2 separate regions of the Homo sapiens genome follow, and region 1 is linked to region 2. The links are chromatin loops, found by intact Hi-C in ENCODE. Cell type or tissue: HCT116. All regions are shown on one strand. Each heading gives the region's core, and the rest is flanking DNA. Links, peaks and the distances in the headings are about the cores only. Region 1 overlaps KIR3DL2 (killer cell immunoglobulin like receptor, three Ig domains and long cytoplasmic tail 2). Region 2 holds the start of KIR2DL1 (killer cell immunoglobulin like receptor, two Ig domains and long cytoplasmic tail 1).

Region 1 (5,377 bases), core at 272-5,271, 89 kb before region 2:
TTAAAAAAAAGCTCATCAGAAGCACTATACAAAAAAAAAAAAAAAAAAAAAAGAAGTAACCCAGGCTCAAGTGTTCTTTTATAGCAACAAAAATGGACTAAGACAGCAACGTCCTGAGATCAGGAGGAACGTCTCAGAACAGCCTGTGCTGTCTTCCTGTTCTTCCTGGAGGAGGACGTCATGCAGTGCTTTAGCTGAGTGCTTCCTGTGGCTTCAGGGTACAAAACCCAGGCTGGGCTATTTTCTGGCTTCCCCCAGATACACTGCAAATGAGGTGACTCCATATGTCCCGAGCAGCTTTTCTGAGCCTTGAGGGACTGGCTCACGTTGAAATGTAGGCTTCTGTTGTCACTCGCTGCTTATCTGTTAGTAATGAACCTGCCTATGTAACGTATTCTCTGTGTGTTCTGTCTCCCTGGAGTGACGGTGAGTGATAGAAATTGGCATAGGCCCAGGTGCAGTACAGCAGGTGTTTAGAGTCTTCTCTGGAAAGACTGGACTGGGATTGATACACAGTGAATGTGCTTTACAGTTTCTACATCCACAACCCTCTTGACTCAAATTACATTCTCCAAGAAAAGGACACAAAAGTGAAATCAAGATCAAAAAAGCAAAGTAGAATTCTCTTATGTCAAACAGCCAGGAAATAATGATGAAGCCCATGTGAAACGTGCTACTCTTTGTGATCTCGCGAGACACATGTTAGGCTGCTGTTCCACCTGAGAGGCTGGGGGAAAGACCACCCCCTCCACCATCTATTGCTTCAAAACCACCTGTCCTCCTGTGAATTAGTAGGAAAGGGGAGCAGGAGCTAGTGCTGGTGCTGATCTCTGATTCCAAGATCTGAACTCACTCCAAGGAGTATTAGCGTTTACCTCCCCATGATCTATCTGTATCTCCACAGGTGATTGGAAGTAGGGGTGAGGTGGGGGATTTGGGTGAGGGGGAAAGTTTCTTGTGATGAACAGAGCACTTTCCCTATTTCAGGGCCTGTGCTGGTGGGTTCAGGGGGCTTTCATATTTTCCATATGATCTCATGTTCACAGAAAGCCAAATATGGAAGAGGTTTTAGGCTGATTTTCTAATGGATAAGATAAAGGATCAAAGAAGTAATTATAGAGGAATAGAAAAATGATGATTGGAATTCAGGTGCCTGCATCATTTGTGTATATTATTATATTTATGTATTTTTTATTTTTATTTTTTGAGACAGAGTATCCCTGTGTAGCCCAGGCTGGTGTGCAGTGATGCGATCTCCACTCACTGCAACCTCTGCCTCCAGGGCTGAAGTCATTCTCCTGCTTCCTCCTCCAGAGTAGCTGGGATTACAGTCATGCACCACCATCATGCCTGTTTAATTTTTGTATTTTTAGTAGAGATAGGGTTTCTCCATGTTGGCCAGGCTGGTCTCGAACTCCTGACTTCATGTGATCCACCCGCGTTGGCCTCCTGAAGTGCTGGGTTACAGGCGTGAGCCACCGTTCACAGCCTTGTATATTATGCTATACTAGGTCCCTTCATTTGCACCACCCCTCATCTAGCTCTCCCTCCTCTGCCAGGTATTGATTTAGATGCAGGAGAAATAAATCTCAGAAATAAGTTAGTGAAGCGAGGATTAAACTACCAGGAAAAATTAAACCCAGCAAGCCTTTCCAGCCAATGATTCTACCTCACAAACATATCTTATATCCATCTACTTCATTCATTTAGTGTCTAAATCAGCACCACATTTCACCAGTGGGGCGGCAATTGCCTTTTCCACGGTCTCCTAGATTCCAGTTATGCAACTGAGCCTCCCTTATTTTCATGTCAGTCATATTAATCATGTAGGGATTCCTGGTTACCTCGAGGTGAATCCAATGGCTGTGAGTGTCAAACACACGCTCCTTGTTGCTCCTTAGTTTCCTGTGTACCCAGTGTGCTCTCCGTCTCTCTACAGTCATCTTGTCATTCTCCCCACCTCATTCCCAGCATTTGAGTCAGAGCCTCTTCCTTCCACATCAGATTGTTTTCACCTTTGTGCCTTCACGGCTGACAGCTGTGTGTGCAAAATCCTTCCGCCAATCTTTCAGGGGTTCAATCCGTGTTTTTCATTAATGTCACAAATATCTGATTAGTGAGAACTTCTCTGTCACCTGAAATAATACACTCAGCATTATCTATTATTGATTTGAAAATTTGGCTTGGCCCCGTGGCTCATGCCTCTTATCCCAGCGTGTTGGGAGGCAGAGGCTATTGGATCACCTGAGGTTGGGAATTTGAGACCAGCCTGGCCAACATGGTGAAACATCCTCTCTACAGAAAATATGCAAAAAGAGTTAGCCGGGCGTGGTGGTTGTGGTCTGTAATCCCAGCTACTGGAGAGGCTGAGGGAGGAGATCAGTTCAGCCCAGGAGGTGGAGGTTGCAGTGAGCCGAGATCATGCCACCGCACTCTAGCCTGGACGACAGAGCAAGGCTCCGTCTCAATAAACAAGTAGGTAAATACATAAATAAATAGATTTCATGCACAGATGCTTCTCAATAGATCATTCATTTATTGGTCCCCTTGTGCCTACATTTTCTGCCCTCCCATTTAACCATCTGCAAGATCAGTGTCCCAAGAACAGAGGCCAAATGCATCTTGTTCACTGTTTGTGGAAGGCAGGAGAATGTTGTCCCACCCCAAAAATGTCCATGTCCTAGCCTCCATAGCTTGTGAATATGTTATTTTACATGAAAGGAGGAATGAAGATTGCAGATGGAATTATGGTTGCTAGTCAGCTGAACTTAAAAGGAGGGTATCCTGGATGATTTCCGGGAGATTATGATGGATTTTCATCTTGGTGAACCCAATAGAATCCCCAAGTTTTCAAAAGAAGGGCAAGAAGGGAGAGCAGCATTCAGAGAAAGAGGTGTGGTAAGGAAGAAGGGTCTGAGTGATGCCATGTGAGATGTGACCAGTCTTTGTGGGCTTTGAGGAAGGAGGAAGGGTACCAGGAGCCAAGGAACATGGGAGCCTCTAGAAGCTGAGAAAAGTGAGAAGCAGATTCTTGCCTGGAACCCTCAGAGGGAAGGCAGCCTTGCTGTCACCTTGATTTTAGCCCAGTGACATGCACGTCATGCTTTGAGCTACAGCACTGTAAGATAATTAAATAACCGTTTTGTTTTCACACACGAATCTTGTGGAAATTTGTTATGGCAACAATAGGAAAAGCTTCCACACTGCACAGCCTGAGCATGGGGCTGTGGCTGAATGAGTCACTGAGTCGAAGTGTGCGTGCATGAGCTCTGTTCTCTGTTACGGCAAGGCTCTTGCTCTGCTGAGTCAGCCAGGGTTGCCTGATGACCAACAGTAATTCATTCCTTGGCAAGTGGAACTTCTCTAAAACACCCACCCTCATCAGATGTTCCCTTCCCTTCCCTCTCTCAAGCCCCCGGGAATTTATCCTCCAGTTAGGAATGCAGGCAGAAAAAACACTGCATTTTTCCTGAGAAGGATGTCAGATTGGCAATTATTCTTCTAGCTTGTAGGAGGTCTCACCTGCAGGAAATTAAAGGTAAAGAGACTTCGCTGAGCCCTTTGGTGGCCCTAGATCCCTTTCACTGTTGGAGTGTCTGGAGTTCAGAGATGGTGGAAGACAGGCCCTCATTCACAGAGCTGGGAGGTTTGAGCCAACACTTGCATCCAAGGCTTCCACCTCCCCAGGTTTCCAAAAGCAGAGATAAGAGGGGTCCTTTACTCACCAGATTTGGAGCTTGGTTCTGTGGGTGAAGGCCAACTACTTGAAGGGTTTCCTAGAACACGGGACAGGAGAGATGTGAGGAAATGAGGGTGCTTGTCCTCTACTCAATGGAAATCTTTGAGGTTGGTTCATGGCCAACACTCTGTTATCTAATGTTGGACCCTGGGAGTCTTGGGATCCTTTTCTCCATAATTTTTGTGTGCGATGCCCACTGTCTTGAGACTTGAAGGTATAAAGAGAAAACAGGAGCATCACACTACCTGACTTAGAAATATGTTACAGAGCTGTAGTAAGCAAAACAGCATGACATTGGCATAAAGAAAGGCACATAAAAAATGGAACAGAATGGAGAACACAGATATAATCCATGCATTTACATCCAATGGCTTTCTTTTGTGTGTGTGTGATAGAATCTTGCTCTGTCATGCAGGCTGGAGTGTAGAGGTGCAATCTCAGCTCAATGCAACCTCCACTTCCTGGATTCAAGAAATTCTCTTGCTTCAAACTCCTGAGTAGTGGTATTACAGGCACTGATCACCATGCTCAGCTAATTTTTGTATTTTTAGTAGAGACGAGGTTTCACTCTGTTGGCCAGCCTGGTCTTGAACTCCTGGCTTTAGGTGATCCACCCGCCTCGGCCTCCCAAAGTGCTGGAATTGCAGGTGTGAGCCACCATACCCAGCCCATTTAATGGACTTTGACAAAGGTGCCGAGAACTTACAATCAGGAAAGGACAGTCTTCAATAAATGGTGTGGGGAAAACTGGATATCTACATGCAGAGGAATAAAACTGCATCTATACCTGTCACCTTACACAAAAATCAAATGAAAATGGATTAAAAACATGAGTCTAAGGCCTGAACCTATGAAACATGTAGAAGAAAATAATGGGGAAGACATTTGTCTGATGAAAGACATTTTGTTTAAAACCTTCAAAACACAAGTAATCAAAGCAAAAAATAGACCATTAGGATTACATCAAACCAAGCAACTTCTGCACCACCAAAGATAAACCAACAAAGTGAAGAGACAACCCACAAAATAGGAGCAAATATTTGCAAACTATTCATCTGAGATGGGATTAATAACTGGAAATATAAGAAGCTCAAACAACTCAATAAAACAATTTAATTAAAAAACGAGCAAAAGACATGAGGAGACATTTCTCCACAAACAAAACATAGAAATGGCGATCACGTATATGAAAAAGTGCTCAGCATCACTCATCATCACAGAAATGTAAATTACAATCGCGATGAGTTTTCATCTCATCCCATTAAAATGCCTTTTAGGCCGGTGGCTCACGCCTGTAATTCCAGCACTTTGGGAGGCGGAGGTGGGCGGATCACCTGAGGTCGGGAGACCAGCCTGACCAACATGGAGAAACTCCCTCTCTACTAAACATACAAAAATTAGCTAGGCGTGGTGGCACATGCCTGTAATCCCAGCTACTTTGGAGGCTGAGGCAGGAGAATCAGTTGAACGCGGGAGGCAGAGGTTGCAGTGAGCCGAGATCACACCCTTGCACTCCAGCCTGGGCGACTATGAGTGAAACTCCATCTCAACATAAATAAATAAATAAATAAAGTAAAGTAAAATGGCTTTTATCTGCAAGACAGGCAAAACAAATGCTGGCAAGATGGTAGAGAAAGG
Region 2 (5,377 bases), core at 282-5,281:
AGAACACTTTGTGGAGGTAAAACAGAAATGAAACTTCTAACCTGTGCCAGGTCTCTGAGCAAAGTCAGCATGGAGGGACACCTCTCTCTGGGACATGTCTGTCTGTGTGTCTCCTTTAACTCTTTCTGTCTTTTCTAACTCCCGGTATGGCCCCTGTGTCTGTTCTCTGTTATGACACCTGGTCTCTACTTGTGTCTCCTGTTTCTCTGTCTCTGTTGGCACAGACCTCACCAAGTCAGTCTCTCTCCATAAGAATACCAAGCTCATCTTCCTTACAGCCACCTGGGTCTCCAATTCCTGGATCATTCACTCTGCATCCCAATGACAATGAGAAGAAAGTCTGGACACTCTCACCTATGATCACGATGTCCAGAGGGTCACTGGGAGCTGACACCTGATAGGGGGAGTGAGTAACAGAACCGTAGCATCTGTAGGTCCCTGCCAGGTCTTGCGTCATGCGACTGATGGAGAAGTTGGCCTTGGAGACCCCATCATGGTGTTCTCCAATGAGGCGCAAAGTGTCGTTAAACATCCCCTCTCTGTGCAGAAGGAAGTGTTCAAACATGACATCTGACCAACACTGCAGGATGACTGTCTCTTCTGATTTCACCAGGCGACCTGGGTGGGCCAGGAGGGAAGGTTTTCTGTGGACTCCTAGGAAGAGAGGTTGTGAGTTTAGAAGGTGTCTCTCTTTATCATCCCATCCATGGCACCTGGATTGAGTCAGGCTTCCCCTTCCTGGTGTCTTATCTCTCTCCTTCCTCTCTGTGTCTTCATGTTCTTTTCTGTGCCCATAACTCCTGGTGCAGGTCCTTCCATCTGTCTCCCTCACTCTTCTCTGTCCCTCTGTCTCTAGTAGCCTCTGATTCCCTTGCCGCTGGGCTCAGCCTCATCTCTTGGGCTGTTGTATCTATTTCGAACTAATGTCTTTCCTGCTGTCTATGTGGGGGTGGAAGAGGAACCAGGATAGGCTGCACATCCAGGCTCTTAGCAGCCTGGTTCAATCTCTTTTGGACGAATTGGAATCCTTGGCAGGAGGTATGAACTGATCAGTAAGGCAGGCACCAGTGGCCACACACCCTGTTCCTGGTAGGGACTGGGAGCCACTCTTGCCATGCCAGTGCCAGCTTCCATAGGCTGGCTCCTGGTGCTGGTTGGAGGAGTATCAACCCCTCCCTATGTGGATGGAGCCTGGTGGTGGCATCATCATCTGAGCCTTGCTGATCTCAGTGTAGCCAACCTTCTCCTTGTTTGGTTTCTTTAATTAATTAATTAATTTTGGCGACAGAGTCTCACTCCTTTGCCCAGGCTGGAGTGAAGTGGTGTGGTCTAGGCTCACTGCAACCTCTGTCTCCTGGGTTCAAGTGATTCTCCTGCCCTCAGCCTCCCAAGTCGCTAGGATTACATGCACCTGCCACCATGCCTGGCTATCCTTGTGTTGTTTCTTAACTTGTCCTTGACCTGGGTTCCAGTGTTGGTTTCCTGTTGCTGCTGTAGAAAATTATCAGAAGCATGGCACCAGGAGAGAGCACACTAACCCCTTCCAATTCTGGAGACAGAAATCGGACCCTGTTTGTCGTGGGTAAAATCAAGGCACCTGCAGGGCTTCGTTCCCTCTGGAGACTCAGGAGAATCAGTTCCTTGACTTTTCCAGCCTCTATAGGCCACCTGCATTCATGGCTCCTGGACTTCCTCCACCTTCAAAGCTGATGGAGACTCCCATTATGCTGCTGTAATCCCCACTCCCCTCTTCCTCCTCCTTTCATGTGGACCCCTGTGACTACACTGAGCCCATCAGGACAGTCCAGGCTGTCTCCCCATCTCAAGGTCAACTCATCAACAACCTGAGCTCCATCTTCTCCTTCAGTCCCTTCCCCTATATCATAAATAGTCACAGACTCCAGGGATTAGAATGTAGTCATCACTGGGGACAATTATTCTTCCCACCACAGCACCCATTTCCCTGTATTCAATCCCCCTTTACCCCAAATACAGTCAGGACTTGCATGATGGGACCCGCAAGGACACGCCCACCAGGAGCTCTGGGATTCAGGAGGTGGGACAAGGAGAATCCCAGACAGGAGCCCTCTGACCTGTGACCGTGATCTCCAGGGGGTTGCTGGGTGCCGACCACCCACTGGGGTAGTGTGGTTGTGAACCCCGACATGTATAGGTCCCTGCGTGTGCTGGGGTCACAGGGCCCATGAAAAGGCTGTTCCAGAATATTATGTTGTAGAGCTCAGGGACAGGCACCCCATCTTCCTTTTACAGACTGAAGTTGTTAAACCCAAGATAAGAATGACACTGAAGAATCACATGTCCTGGAGGCACCACAGGGCTTGGCCAGGCAGACAGCAAGGGCTTGTCCTGACCACCGTGGGGAGAAGGAGGCACCGCCTTAGAGAGGAGGATGTGGAGCCGCCCCTCCCTCCCTGTGCTCTGAAGATTCTCCTCGCTTTCCAAGTTTCTATGGCTGCTATCACACCTTGGTGCCCAGGGCTAAAGGAAGGACCCATCCCGCAAACACAAGGTGTCTCCCTACAACAAAAGTGTCAGCTGAGAACTTTGAGCAAGTGCTGAGTAAGAGACTCCTACTAGATTTTAATACTGTAAGATTACTCACATAAAACAACACAGGGTAGACATGGGGTGGAGGGCATGTCCTTTGAGAATGGAATATCAGCCGATGCCTGAACGAAAATAAACAACTGAGTCCCCATCAGAGGATTGGAATGTCAGGGCCATGGCTGTGGTTTTCCCACCTCTTCTGGTAGAATGACAGCAGCCACACTGCAGCCCCTACCGTCATGGAAACGCTGAAGTGTGTGAGTAACACCTTTGTCCTCAGAGGATCTGCTGTTCCTACCACTTCCCCACCACACACCCCAGCTTTGAGCACCGTAGTCTAACCCTGGTCCCCACAGAACTTGACTCTGCCAAGGGAATGAAAGGCCAGGGAGGCAAGGTCAGAAATGTGGGCCCAGCACCCCAGGGTCCCTTCTTCCTAGTTTATGAGAGACTCCCTGACAGGACTTCCCTCCCATTTCAGGAAAATCCTCTTATGTGGGGAGATGACACCCGAAGGTTGGGAGAAGGACTCACCCTCATGTGGCCAGGCCCCCTGCAGCAAGAAGAACCCTGGAAAGAAAGATCATGATGGATGACCCATCTGCAGGCAAACCAGGGCACCCTTGCTGCCCCCACTGGGCTGTGAGTCTTGGTAGCCAGGCCCTTCCTGGGCTGAAGGTAAACTCACCCTCAGTGCCTACCTGCACCCAAGAACAGGGCTGTCGGCTGTGCAGAGACCCAGCCTCCAGGTCCATATCCCCACCTCAAGCCCATATCTCCACTCCAGGCCCATATCTCCACTCCAGGCCGATATTTCCACCCTAAGCCCATATCGCCAATCCAGGCCCATATCTCCAATCCAGGCTCAGATCTCCACCCTGGGCCCATATCTCCAATCCAGGCCCTTATCTCCACTCCAGGTCCATATCTCCTCTCCAGTCCCATATCTCCACTCCAGGCCCATATATCCTCTCCAGTCCCATATCTCCACACCCAGGCCCGTATCTCCATCCTAGGCACATATCTCCTCTCCAGGCCCAGATATCGACCTCTAGGCCCATATCTCCACTCCTGGCCCATATCTCCACTCCAGGCCCAGATATCGACCTCTAGGCCCATATCTCCACTCCTGGCCCATATCTCCACTCCAGGCCCATGTCTCCACTTCAGGCCCATATCTCTACTGCAGGCCCATAACTCCACCTCCAGGCCCATGACTCCACTCCAGGCCCATATCTCCACCTCCAGGCCCATATCTCCCCTCCAGGTTCCTATCTCCCCTCCAGGTTCCTATCTCCACTCCAGGCCCAGATCTCCACTACAGTCCCATCACTCCACCTCCAGGCCTATATCTCGACCTCTGGGCCCAGATCTCCACTTCTAGGCCCATCACTCCATCTCTAGGCCCATATATCCACTCCAGGCCCAGATCTCCACTCCAGGCCCATAACTCCACCTCCAGGCCTATATCTCCACCTCTGGGCCCAGATCTCCATCCCCTCACTCCCTCCCTCTATTGCTTTCCAGGACTCACCAACACACGCCATGCTGACGACCAAGAGCGACATGGTGCTGCCGGAGCAGACAGGCAGCCGCGACCGAGCTCAGCTCAGCAGCGCACAGGATGTTATTTGGCGCCCTGCCCATGCAGTTTACATGTTGACCACATCATGGGAGGGTGACGTACGCAGGCTCTTTCTACCTTGCATGAGGCCCAGTGGGTGCTCGCTCAAGAGCGGAACACGGCTTCCTGGAAATTGTTCTCGCTAGAATTTGACACCTAGTGTCCTTCACTATGACCAACTCAAAACACGTCTGAGATCCAACCTCCCGAACACGAGATGCCTAAAATCTGTGCTAACATGAAAGACTTTTCATGTATTTCTATTGTTTTTATCTGAGATTCAAACTCTTCTTCCTGTGTAATATGCAAAATATCTAATAGGTATTATTAATGTTTTCAGAGTCATTGTCACTAATAAACCATTAGAATTTTTCATGCTTGTATTTCTAGTATTACAGCAGAACCAGTTAAAATGATTTAAATTCCCAGGGAAGGATTATGCAATTATTTACAATCTTAGAATTGTACTTTATCAGTAAAAACCCCACCTGTAAATTCTGGAGTTTTGTAGTTTAATCTAAAATTTGTCTCATGACCCAAGATTCCAGAGTCCCAACTCTGGAGTTTGTTTTCCGTCTGTCTCTCTCCCTCCCTCATTTTAAATTTTACAGAAATATCCAGTAACATAATGCTATAGAAAATCAAGTTTCCCCAGCACGTTGGGAAGCCGAGGTGGGCGGATCAACTGAGATAAGGAGTTTGAGAGCAGCCTGGCCAATATAGTGAAACCGTGTCTCTGCTAAAAATCCAAAAATTAGCCGTGCCTGGTGGCAGGCACCTGTAACGCCAGCTACTCAAGAGGCTGAGGCATGAGAATCGCTTGAACCTGGGAGGCAGAAGTTGCAGTGAGCTGAGATTGTGTCACTGCAGTCCAGCCTGGGCGACAGAGCAAGACTCCGCCTCAAGAAAAAAAAGCAAATAGCCTATAATAACAAATTAGAGAGCTCTGGCTACTAAATTTAAAGGGTTCTATAAGGCTACATAAAGTGCAGCATCATCAAGAGTGTGGACACAGAGAGCCCCTTAGCAGAAACAGTGTCTAAAGTACATCCGTGTACACACAGTCCCTTTAGAGTTGACAAAGGCTGCCGTGTGGTTTAAGGTGGCATAGAATGTCTTCTCAATAAATAATATTAAACCAATGGGTTATACCTAGGAAAAAATAAATCTAACTCACACTATAAA

The links. Hi-C counts contacts between places; a loop is a spot of excess contacts. Peaks named below come from ENCODE experiments on the same cell type or tissue, not always from the same donor. Only the 100,000 strongest peaks of a DNase experiment are listed, where the experiment ranks them.
Region 1: a loop joins it to region 2, with 2.3 times the contacts of the local background. A loop is called at or near these places in 16 of 110 quality-filtered maps.

The regions. Positions count from the first base shown.
Region 1 is chr19:54,857,478-54,862,854 of GRCh38, reverse strand. It overlaps KIR3DL2 (killer cell immunoglobulin like receptor, three Ig domains and long cytoplasmic tail 2), which reads right to left. Exons shown (of 9, transcript NM_006737.4): 6 at 3,726-3,776. Among named protein-coding and RNA genes, the nearest start is that of KIR3DL2, 9.7 kb to the right of the region's middle. In HCT116, for the core only: no CTCF peak of the experiment used is centred there; a DNase peak (open chromatin) is centred at 3,280; H3K27me3 peaks cover 1,140 bases.
Region 2 is chr19:54,768,610-54,773,986 of GRCh38, reverse strand. It overlaps KIR2DL1 (killer cell immunoglobulin like receptor, two Ig domains and long cytoplasmic tail 1), which reads right to left and starts at 4,194. Exons shown (of 8, transcript NM_014218.3): 1 at 4,103-4,194; 2 at 3,103-3,138; 3 at 355-654. The coding sequence starts at 4,136. It overlaps LOC101928804 (a long non-coding RNA gene), which reads left to right and starts at 2,923. Exons shown (of 3, transcript NR_110738.1): 1 at 2,923-2,965; 2 at 3,050-3,246; 3 at 4,096-4,565. In HCT116, for the core only: no CTCF peak of the experiment used is centred there; a DNase peak (open chromatin) is centred at 2,707.